2 separate regions of the Homo sapiens genome follow, and region 2 is linked to region 1. The links are chromatin loops, found by intact Hi-C in ENCODE. Cell type or tissue: OCI-LY7. All regions are shown on one strand. Links, peaks and the distances in the headings refer to the core of each region. The heading gives the core; the rest is flanking DNA.

Region 1 (5,384 bases), core at 334-5,333:
AATTTTGGCTGGGTGCAGTGGCTCACACCTGTAATCCCAACACTTTGGGAGGCTGTGAAGGGCGGATTACCTGAGGCCAGGAGTTCAAGACCAGCCTGGCCAACATGGTGAAACCCCGTCTCTACTAAAATACAAAAATTAGCCGGGCGTAGTGGCGGGCACCTGTAAATCCCAGCTACTTGGGAGGCTGAGGCAGGAGAATTGCGAGGCAGAGGCTGCAGTGAGCCGAGATCGTGCCACTGCACTCCTCTTGTTGCCTGGGCAACAGAGCAAGACTACGTCTCAAAACATGAGAGAGAGAGAGAAATTTCGAAGAAGAAGAAGGAGGAGGAGGAGGAGGAGGCAGAGGAGGAGGAGGAGGCTGGGCACAGTGGCTCACGCCTGTAATCCCAGCACTTTGGCAGGCCGAGACCAGTGGATCACGAGGTCAGGAAATCGAGACCATCCTGGCCAACATGGTGAAACCCTGTCTGTACTAAAAATACAAAAATTAGCCACGCGTGGTGGCATGTGCCTGTAGTCCCAACTACTCAGGAGGCTGAGGCAGGAGAATAGCTTGAACCCGGGAGGCAGAGGTTGCAGTGAGCTGAGATCATGCCACTCCACTCCAGCCTGGGTGACAGATCAAGACTCCATCTAAAAAATAATAATAATAAAGAAAAAGAAGGAGGCCGGGTATGGTGGCTCACACCTGTAATCCCAGCACTTTGGGAGGGCAAGGTGGGAGTATCCCTTGAGCCCAGGAGTTCAAGACCAGCCTGGGCAACATGGCAAAACCCTGTCTCTACCAAAAATTCAAAAGAAATTAGCTGGGTATGGTGGTGCGCACCTGTAAGTCCCAGCTACTTGAAAGAATGAGGCAGGAGGATTCTTTGAGCCCAGGTGTTCAAGGCTACAGTGAGCTATGATCACACCACTGCATGCCAGTCCAGGTGAAAGAGTGGGACCCTGTCTCTATTTACAAAATTAAGTTGTGACTAAATGTTGCCATGAACTCACAAGTTCTATTTTTGGAAAAGTTATGAAAGGAAGACAAACCCCTCTCCCTGCTTCTGCCAACCTTTGCTGAACATTAGCCCAGCTGTCTCCAGAGGTGCCGTGCCTGTGCCGTGGGCAAAACCCATCAGGGACCACTTGCAGCCAGCTCTGAGCTCAGAGCCATGAAGACTACGTAGGAGCTTGAAAACGTGATGGGTAATGTCTGGATATTGCTTTGCATTTTATTTGCTAGGGAATTAAGGGAACATGAATCCTGCTAATCATTCTCCATCACTTCCATTCTTCAGTCTCTATCTCATTGCAATTAAGACAATCAAAGTGCGTCCCTGCCCAAGAAGGCAGGCAAACACAATTTAGGTAGCCCTTAAATTTTTATTATGTAATATTAAAGGAAGTTAGGGTTACTAATTGTTCCAAAATGTATATTTTTCCACCTTGTATATAACTTTGATATTTTAGATGAAATTCCTAAAAACATAGCCTTATTTCGATGCCATAGATAAGTCCTTTATAACATTTTTTAATTTCAATAGCTTTAGGGGTACAAGTGGTTTCTGGTTACATGGATTAATTGTGGAATGGTGAAGTCTAGATGTTTAGTGCACAGGTCACCTGAATAGTGTACATTGTACCGAACAGATAGTTTTTCATCCCTCACGTGCCTTCAACGTCCCCCATCTGTCTCCAGTGTCCATCTGTATGATGCCATAGATAAATATTGCGATTAAAAATATGTGCTGCTGGCCGGGTGCAGTGGCTCATGCCTGTAATCCCAGCACTTTGGGAGGCTGAGATGGGTGGATCACCTAAGTTAAGGAGTTCAAGACCAGCCTGGCTAACATGGTGAAACCCAGTCTTTACTAAAAATACAAAAATTAGCCAGGCATGGTGGCAGGCACCTGTAATCCCAGCTACTCTGGAGGCTGAAGCAGGAGAATCGCTTGAACCCAGGAGGCAGAGGTTGCAGTGAGCTGAGATTGCACCAGTGCACTCCAGCCTGGGCAACAGAACAAGACTCTGTTTCAAAAAAAAAAAAAAAATGTTGCTATATTGTATGATTCCATTTACCTGAAATCCCCAGAACAGGCAATCCATAGAGACATTAAGTAGATTAGTACTTGTCAGAAGATGGGGGGAGGCTGGCAAGTGACTGAATGGGTATAAGGTTTCCTTTTGGTTTAATGTAAATATTCCAGAATTAGGTCATGGTGATGGTAGCACAACATTGTGAATATATTATACTAAAACGCACTGTATTTTACACTTTAAAATGGTTTAAGGTAACCCACTGATTTTTACACTTTAAAATGGTTTAAGGGCTGGCACAGTGACTCCAGCCTGCAATCCCAGCAGTTTGGGAGGCCAAGGCAGGCAGATTGCTTGGGCTCAGGAGTTGGAGACCAGCCTTGGCAACATGGCAAGGCCCCATCACTACAGAAAATACAAAAATTAGCCAGGCATGGTAGCACACACCTGTAGTCCCAGATAATCAGGAGGCTGAGGTGGGAGGATTGCTTGAACCCAGGAGGCGGAGGTTGCGGTGAGCCGAGATCGTGCCACTGTACTCCAGCCTGGGTGATGGAGTCAGATCATGTCAAAAAAGAAAGAAAAGAAAAGAAAAGGCAAGAAGGAAGGAAGGAAGGAAGGAAAGGAGGGAGGGAGGGAGGAAGGAAGGGAGGGAAGGAGGGAAAGACAAAGAAAAGAAAGAAAGAAAGAAAGAGAGAAAGAGAGAGAGAGAAAGAAAGAAAAGGAAGCAAGCAAGCAGGCAGAAAGCAAGGAAGCAGACAGGCTTAAAAGTGATTTGTATGTTATATGAGTTTTTTGTTTTGTTTTGCTTTTTGTCTTTTTGTTTGTTGTTTTGTTTTGTTTTTGTTTTTTGTTTTTTTGAGACATGGTCTCGCTCTCGCCCAGGCTGGAATGCAGTGGCACAGCTCACTGCAGCCTCGACCTCCTGAGCTCAAGTGATCCTCCCACCTCAGCCTCCCAAGTAGCTGGGACCATAGGTGCTCACCACCACGCGTAGATTTTTTTTTTTTTGAGACAAGGTCTCCCCATGTTGCCCAGGCTCCAGGGCTCAAGCGATTCTCCTCTCTCAGGCTTCCAAGGTGCTGGGATTACAGGCGTGAGCCACTGCCCCCTGCCTTGTGATTTTTATTATCTGTTATGCGCCAATATTTTAAATTTAGTATTGTCAAATGTAAGGGAAAATAGAAAGTATCAACTTATATAAATCTGCATAATAATGATGTTAAAAAATGACAAGTTGGCCAAAAGGAGAAATAAAGTGGAAAATGTGTAAGTTTGGGGCACCCATCTGCATCTGGAGACCTCTGTAGCCTGGATCACCGACCTTAAATTTCCAGCATGCTCATACTGCCACCTGGTGGCTGTAGACATTCAAAACAGGCAGCGTCCTGCATTTAGGACTTGTTTCCGTTTCTCACCAATTTCTTTTTCTCTCCAAGCTTGCCCTCTTCTGGTTACAAATGATATGCAAAATAAATTCCTTGACAAGGTTTGAAAACCCAAGTGGTTCAGTGTAGTAAGATCTACTAAGCTACCAAACAGCAACATAGGCTACTCCGCGCACACCGCGTATGGGGTAGCCCTGCTCCGCAAGGGACAGCAAAAAAATAAAAACCAAAAACAGAAACAAAAAGAAAAATAACCTAGCAATATTTTAAATTAAATAAGTGGCAAAGGTAGAATTTCAGGCACACCATTCATTTCTTTTTCTTTCTTTCTTTCTTTTTTTATTTTGAGACGGAGTGTCACTCTGTTGCCCAGGTTGGCGTGCAGTGGCACAATTTCTGCTCACTGCAACCCCCACCTCCGAGGTTCAGGTGATTCTCCTGCCTCAGCCTCCCAAGCATCTGGGATTACAGGTGTGAGCCACCACACCCAGCTAATTTTTGTATTTTTATTAGAGATGGGGTTTCCCCATGTTGGCCAGGCTGGTCTCAAACCCCTGACCTCAAGTGATCCGCCCACCTCGGCCTCCCAAAGTGCTGGGATTACAGGTGTGAGCCACTGTCCTGGGCCTGTTTTTTCAAATAAATATGAGCCTGCTTTGTGCCAGGCACTGTTCCAAATCCTAGGAATATAGCAGAAAATAAAACCAATAAAAATCTTTGCCTTCATGGAGCTTACATTCTTGCCGTGTAGGGCAGAACAGTAAAAATGAATGAACCAGCCAACACCTTGGCTCATACCTGTAGTCCTAGCACTTTGAGAGGCCAAGGCGGGCGGATCACCTGAGGTCAGGAGTTCCAGACCAGCCTGGCCAACATGGCGAAACTGCTTCTCTACTAAAAATACAAAAATTAGCCAGGCATGGTGGTGCAGGCCTATAGTCCCAGCCACTCAGGAGGCTGAGGTGGGAAGATCACTTGAATCTGGGAGGCAGAGGCTGCAATGAACTGAGATCATGCCACTGCACTCCAGCCTGGGCAACAGAGTGAGACTCTGTCTCAAAAACAAAACAAAACAAAACAAAAAAACAGTAATCCAGAGTTACACATATCAACATGAATGCATCTCATAACCTAAATGCTGTGGAGGGAAAGTTATATCAGAAAACATACTATAGTAAACCAGGTATATAAAATGTTTAAATGTGCAAAGCAACATTTTATATATGTGTACATATATACATACATATATATACATACACACACATACATAGATTGCTTAAGGTATATCCCATGAATACACAAGAGTTAAATGTTTAACAACTAGCTTTCTGAAAGAAAGAGGAAAAGAACACTAATTTGTAGATTTGTTGATTTTCATAGTATAAATACTATGCAGTTGATTGATGGATTGGTTGTCCTAATGACATCATCAGACATTATCACTCACTACCTAATGAGATCAAAAATTTGTTGAAATAAACCTACTATAGGGAGTGGGCTAAAATGATAGGATGTAGTGCTCAGAAAGTGGAATTCAGATGATGGCAATTATGGCAATGTAGGTGAGGAAGTGACTGTGGTGGAGAGTCGTACTCCCTGCAGGAGTGGAATACAAGGAACTGAGAGTCCAAGATGTTGGAAGGATCATCTGTGTGGATGATGAAGTCACCAAGGTTTAAGATGGTTTTAGTGTTGGAGAGAATGACAATGAAAGGAGTGAAAATCTGTAGATGACTGCAGTAAGGAGAGGTAGTGGGTGATAATGTCTGATGATGTAAAATTCAAAGTTAAGCTGGGCTTTTTTAAGGATTTGGGGAGGGAGAATTGTTTGCAAGCAGCAATAAGAAAGGAAAAAGACTCCCACTCCGCCTCCAAACCCAGTGGTATGAGAAAACACAGATGATCTGAGAGGGCTAAAGAGGAAGTAGTGCCTACAGAAAAGAGTCAGGGTTTCTCAATTTGGCCATTGCC
Region 2 (5,384 bases), core at 89-5,088, 450 kb after region 1:
ACAACCACTTTCTTTGCTCAGCCATAAGAAGCAACTCTTCACCCATTCAAGTTTTATCATGAGATTGCAGCAATTCAGTCACATCAAATTCCACTTCTAATTCTAGTTGTTTTTCTATTTCCACCACATCTGCAGGTACTTTCTCCACAGAAATTTCAAACCTCTCAAAGTCATCCGTGAGGGTTGGAATCAACTTCCAAATTTCTGTGAATGTTGATATTTTGACCTCCTCCTAATCACAAATGTTCTTAATGGCATCTAGAATGGTGAATCTTTTCCAGAAGGTTTTCTATGTGCTTTGCCCAGTTCCATCAGAAGAATCACTGTCTGTGGTAGCTCTAGCCTTATTAAATGTATATTTTAAATAATAACACCTAAAAATCAAAATGACTCCTTGATCCATGGGCTGTAGAATAGACATTGTGTTAGCAGTCATGAAAACAAGATTAATCTCCTCATATAGCACCATTATAGCTCTTGGGTGACCACGTGCATTGTCAATGACCAGTAATATTTTGAAAGGACACCTTTTTTTTTGAGCAGTAGGTCTCAACAGTGGACTTAAAATATTCAGAAAGCTGTGTTGTAAACAGATGTGCTGCCAGCTAGGTATCGTTGTTCCATTTATAGAGCACTGGTAGAGCAGATTTAGCATAATTTGTCAGGACCCTAGGATTTTTGGAATGGTAAATGGGCACTGGCTTCAACTTCAAGTAACCAACTGCATTAACTCCTAACAAGAAGAGTCAGCCTGTCCTTGAAAGTATGAAAACAGGCATGGACTTCTCCTCTCTAGCTATGAAAGTCTTAGATGGCATCTTCTTCCAATAGAAGTTGTTTCATGTACATTGAAAATCTGTTGTTTGGTGTAGCCACCCTCTTCGATGATCTTAGCTAGATCTTCTGGATAACTTGCTACAGTTTCTACATCAGCACTTGTTGCCTTACCTTACACTTTCATGTTAAGGAGATAGCTTCTTTCCTTAAACCACAGGAACGAACCTCTGCTATCTTCTAGATTTTCTTGGGCAACTTCCTTACTTCTTTCAGCTTTCATAGAACTGAATAGTGTTAGGATCTTGCTCTGGGTTAGGTTTTGGCTTAAGGGAATGTGGTAGCTGGTTTGATTTATTTAGACCACTAAAACTTTCTTCATATCAGCATTAAGGCTGGTTTGCTTTATTATCATTTATGTGTTCACTGGAGTAGCACTTTAAATTTCCTCCAAGCTTGTTTGCTTTTCACTCACAGTGTGGCTGTTTGGTGCCAAGAGGCCTAGCTTCCCAGTCTTGGCTTTCAACATGCCTTCCTCACTAAGCATAGTCATTTCTAGCTATTTATTTAAAGTTAGAGATGTGCAACTCTTCTTTCACTTGAACACTTAGAGGCTATTGTAGGGTTATTACTTGGCTTAATTGCAATATTGTTGTGTCTGGAGGAATAGAGAGGCCTGGGGACACAAAGAGAAATGGGGAACAGCTGGTCACTGGAGCAGTGAGAACACACGCAACATTTATTGATTAAATTCGCTGTTTTATGGGCTCGGTTCATGGTGCTCCAAAACAATTATAATAGTAACATCAAACATCACTGTTCACAGGTCACCATAACAGATATAATGATAATGATAATAATAATAATGTTTGAAATATTGCAAGAATTACCAAAATGTGACTCAGAGAAACAATAAAGTGAGCACATGCTGTTGGAAAAATGGTACTGATAGACTTGATCCATGCAGGGTTGCCACAAACGATTAATTTGCAAAAAAAACAAACAAAAGAACATGCAGTATCTGTGAAGCACAATAAAGCATACTGCAAATAAAATGTGTGCCTGTCCTGTATTAACTTTGTTACTATTTAATCTAGCATTTCCCAAAATGTGTTTCTTGGAATACAACTAGTCTTATGATTCCCCTAACCTGAACTGGTTCTCTGGGAATGCACCCACAGGAGGATAGGTCCTTGGGTGATCTTGGCCAATCCAGCTCTCCCTGCAACTTGTAGTTCTCAGAATAACCGAGAATGCAACTTTCTGAGATAGAGAGGTGATGTCCAGAATAATCCATATTGTGTCCTTGTTCCTCCCAGAACAGGGTGTACTGCAGCGCTTGTTCTCAGTGATCCTAGTGCCACCTAGAGTATAAAACCCAGAGCACAGTGCTTTCAGTGTCCCTCAGCTGCAGTGGAATGTGGAGCACACACAGATAAGACCCTTTCCACACTCAGCAGCTTTCTTGAGCCTTAGAGGACTGGCTTGCTGTGGATCCTAGGCTTCTATTTATTCCTGCTGCTCATCTATCTGTGCATAGTAAATCTTTGTCTAGCCTGTGTGAGTGTTCTGTCTCTCTCACCAGACTCATGCGATTGGTAGAGAACCTTTGCGACAATTTTGGGAGACATGTAAAATATATCCTTGGTGAAAAATCCCAAAATATATTTGCATATTAAGTGTTTAGAGAAGGTTTTCTGTACCTATTACTTAAACCTATTGAACTTTTCTATAGTCCAGTACTTCTTGAAGTGTCAACTTAGCCAATTCCCATTTTCTGTGAGTTGCTTACTCCTCTGTTCACCCACAGGAGGGATTCCTAAAGCTGTACCTATTCTGTGGGGCTTTACCTCTACCTGGTCTCAGTTTATTGGATTAAGGTTGAACACCTAAACCAAAGAGACCCAATTAATAAGCTGAAGTAAAGAGCATCATGTTCTCTTTGGACACTGGACAGATGGATGTTGATGAGCTTGTGTGCAGCAGTTCTACTGGAAGTATGTACAAGGGGCTCAGCCAGCCAATTTGGACGGTGTATGTGATAAGCAGAGAAAGGCAGCAGTCTGCAGAGACTGCAGAATGAAAAAAAAAAAAAAAAAAAAAAAGCAGAAACCCAGAGAGAAATCAGACAAAAGACCAGGTGGTGGGCAGGGGTCTGGGGATTATCCAAGCTTAAAATTCAGGGTCTCTAAACTTGAACAGCCTGATTTCAAAGCTGTGGGCCTAGCAATGTGTTCACATAGCAATTTGGCTTTGTAAAATTTATAAAAGTAAGATATTTTAACCACAATAGCTTGAGTCTATTGTCTCATTTCACCCTGATTTTCCCTCTATCATACTTTTTTTTTTTTTTTTTTTAACTATCTGGTGGTGTTGAAATTGCCATATATATCTTTGGGAACAAATCACAAATTGAACTGAGGATATATTTTTTGGCATCTAGCAGGATATATATTTGTAGATCACAGTTACTTCCATACAGTTAAGCTATTTCCAGCCCTTGTAATGTAAGAATGGCATTCAGGAATAGTCCCTAGTCCCACTGTGCCAACCCTATCTTGTGATGCCAAAGATGCAGGGCCTGAGATCTCCTAATATGTCTTACAGTAACCAGCACTGAAAGTATTTAAGTAGTGGAGGAGAAGCAAGTTTTAAACAGGTTTCATCAGCTAAGCCACAAGCTGGTCTATGGAAAATTCTTCAGTCATCAAATACGTAAAATTTTAAGCAGAAGGTTGGTACTCACTTCCAATCAGAAGTGGAAGGAATATATATGTCATGCATTTTTTTTTGAGACAGAGTCTCACTCTGTTGCCCAGCATGGAGTACAGTTGTGCAATCTTGGCTCACTGCAACTGCCACCTCCTGGGTTCAAGTGATTCTCCTGCCTCAGCCTCCCAGGTAGCTGGGATTACAGGTGCCTGCCACCATGCCTGGCTAATTTTTTTTTTTTTTTTTGTATTTTTAGCAGAGACGGGGTTTCACTATGTTGGACAAGCTGGTCTCCAACTCCTGACCTCTGGTAATCTGCCTACCTTGGCCTCCCGAAGTGCTGAGATTACAAGTGTGAGCTACCATGCCCAGCCAGTCGTGTGTATATTTTACAATATGACGTATGAATGGTAAGTGTGACCTCAACTCCCAGAAAGGTAAAATAAGGGCCTCTGAAAATCTACTCCTCCATAAAAGCAACAGGAACACTGGGAAATTGTCAAAATTAACTTTTTCAGATCTCTGGAAACTAACTAAAAGCTTATAACAATCCAAGAAGTAGTTATTTAAGACAAATGGCTGAATCTCATAACAATGAGACTTGAGGTGTTTTAACTCTTCCTAATCCCTTCTCACTCTCTCTAGCTTTATAGTAGCCTTAAAAACCAACAGCTTCACAACTATGGTAGCTGTGAAACCCACCAGCCCACTGTCATTGGAGAAGTCAGAACAGGTTAAGAGGTCCTCAAAAGCCTCATCCCTAGGGTGTTTTTAGTGTTCAGCCTGTCTGGCACCTTACTGAAAAGCTCCGTTCTCAGGGCTTGTATTTATTTGACATGAATCAGAGCTCACTTTGTGCAAACAGCTCCGCCAGCAGGGAATTTGACAAAGACAATAAGCAGCAGTTGTTTAATATTGTAGCTGCCTAAGGCAGTATTGCCATTTAGGGCTTTCAAAATGCTGACCTAAACACTTAAATGGAAAAACTGAGTATATTAGTCAGGATTCTCCAGAGAAACAGAACCAATAAGATGAATGGATGGATGGAAAGATAGATAGATAGATAGATAGATAGATAGATAGATAGATAGATAGATAGATGATACATACATACACACATGTATACATACATATGTCACAGGATCCTTAGGGTGTTGCTTCACCAGCCAGAAACCTCTGTGGCTAGTGGTACCTTCTGCCTGAATATTGCTTGCACCTGCTGGACTTGTTTTGCCCACTCGGCCTGGCAAGCTGTGCTCAGCTCAGGCTACCGGCCCGGATCCCACACCTGCCAACAGCAAACCAGGTTCAGAATGGTGAGGAGTGTGTGGGCCAGTGAGCGTGGGGTCCGGCCACTGTGCACAGCCAGGCAGGCTGGCTACTGTGGCAAGGCAGGCAGCTCCAGGCGCCAGCACAGGTGCTGGCTCCGTGCGAGGCTGTGGCTGGTCCAAATGTTCTGTGTGCAGATTCTGTTGCAGACACCCACATCTGGATGAAGGGAACACAGTGGCACCCGGAAGCTTGGAGATGCCAGGAACCACACAGCCCTAAAGAGGGTGTCACAGCCCTGGCTGGGGAGTCCCTAGGTCTGGGCTTCCCGAAGGGCCACAGCTCTTCTCTCCTTCTTGTTGTCCATAACATGGCAAGCAGGGGGGCGTGTTTCATGCCTGTTTGTGTTATAGCTCTTTCAGTCCTGTCATTTGTTGGGTCTTGAGCTCTTATCCTGAATCCAGGAAGAATGAGGTAAGCAAGCAAGGTGGAGAGGGCAAGCAAGGTGGAGAGGAGCTTCATTGAGTGACAGAACAGCTCTCAGGAGACCTGAAGTGGGTAGCTCCTTTCTGCAGGTAGGTCATCCTGATGAGTGTCCAGCTCTCAGTGGAGAGGAGACCCATAGTGGG

The links. A loop is a pair of places that touch in the nucleus more often than their neighbours do. Peaks named below come from ENCODE experiments on the same cell type or tissue, not always from the same donor. Only the 100,000 strongest peaks of a DNase experiment are listed, where the experiment ranks them.
Region 2: a loop joins it to region 1, with 2.9 times the contacts of the local background. A loop is called at or near these places in 11 of 110 quality-filtered maps.

Annotation. Positions count from the first base shown.
Region 1 is chr7:23,545,174-23,550,557 of GRCh38, reverse strand. No RefSeq gene overlaps it. Among named protein-coding and RNA genes, the nearest start is that of TRA2A, 16 kb to the right of the region's middle. In OCI-LY7, for the core only: CTCF peaks have their summits at 3,190 and 3,405 (motif pointing left); a DNase peak (open chromatin) is centred at 3,407; H3K27ac peaks cover 602 bases.
Region 2 is chr7:23,097,669-23,103,052 of GRCh38, reverse strand. It overlaps KLHL7-DT (KLHL7 divergent transcript), which reads left to right. Exons shown (of 3, transcript NR_046220.1): 3 at 1-1,825. It overlaps LOC105375186 (a long non-coding RNA gene), which reads left to right and starts at 3,858. Exons shown (of 3, transcript XR_927096.2): 1 at 3,858-3,896. In OCI-LY7, for the core only: a CTCF peak has its summit at 2,096 (motif pointing left); no DNase peak of the experiment used is centred there.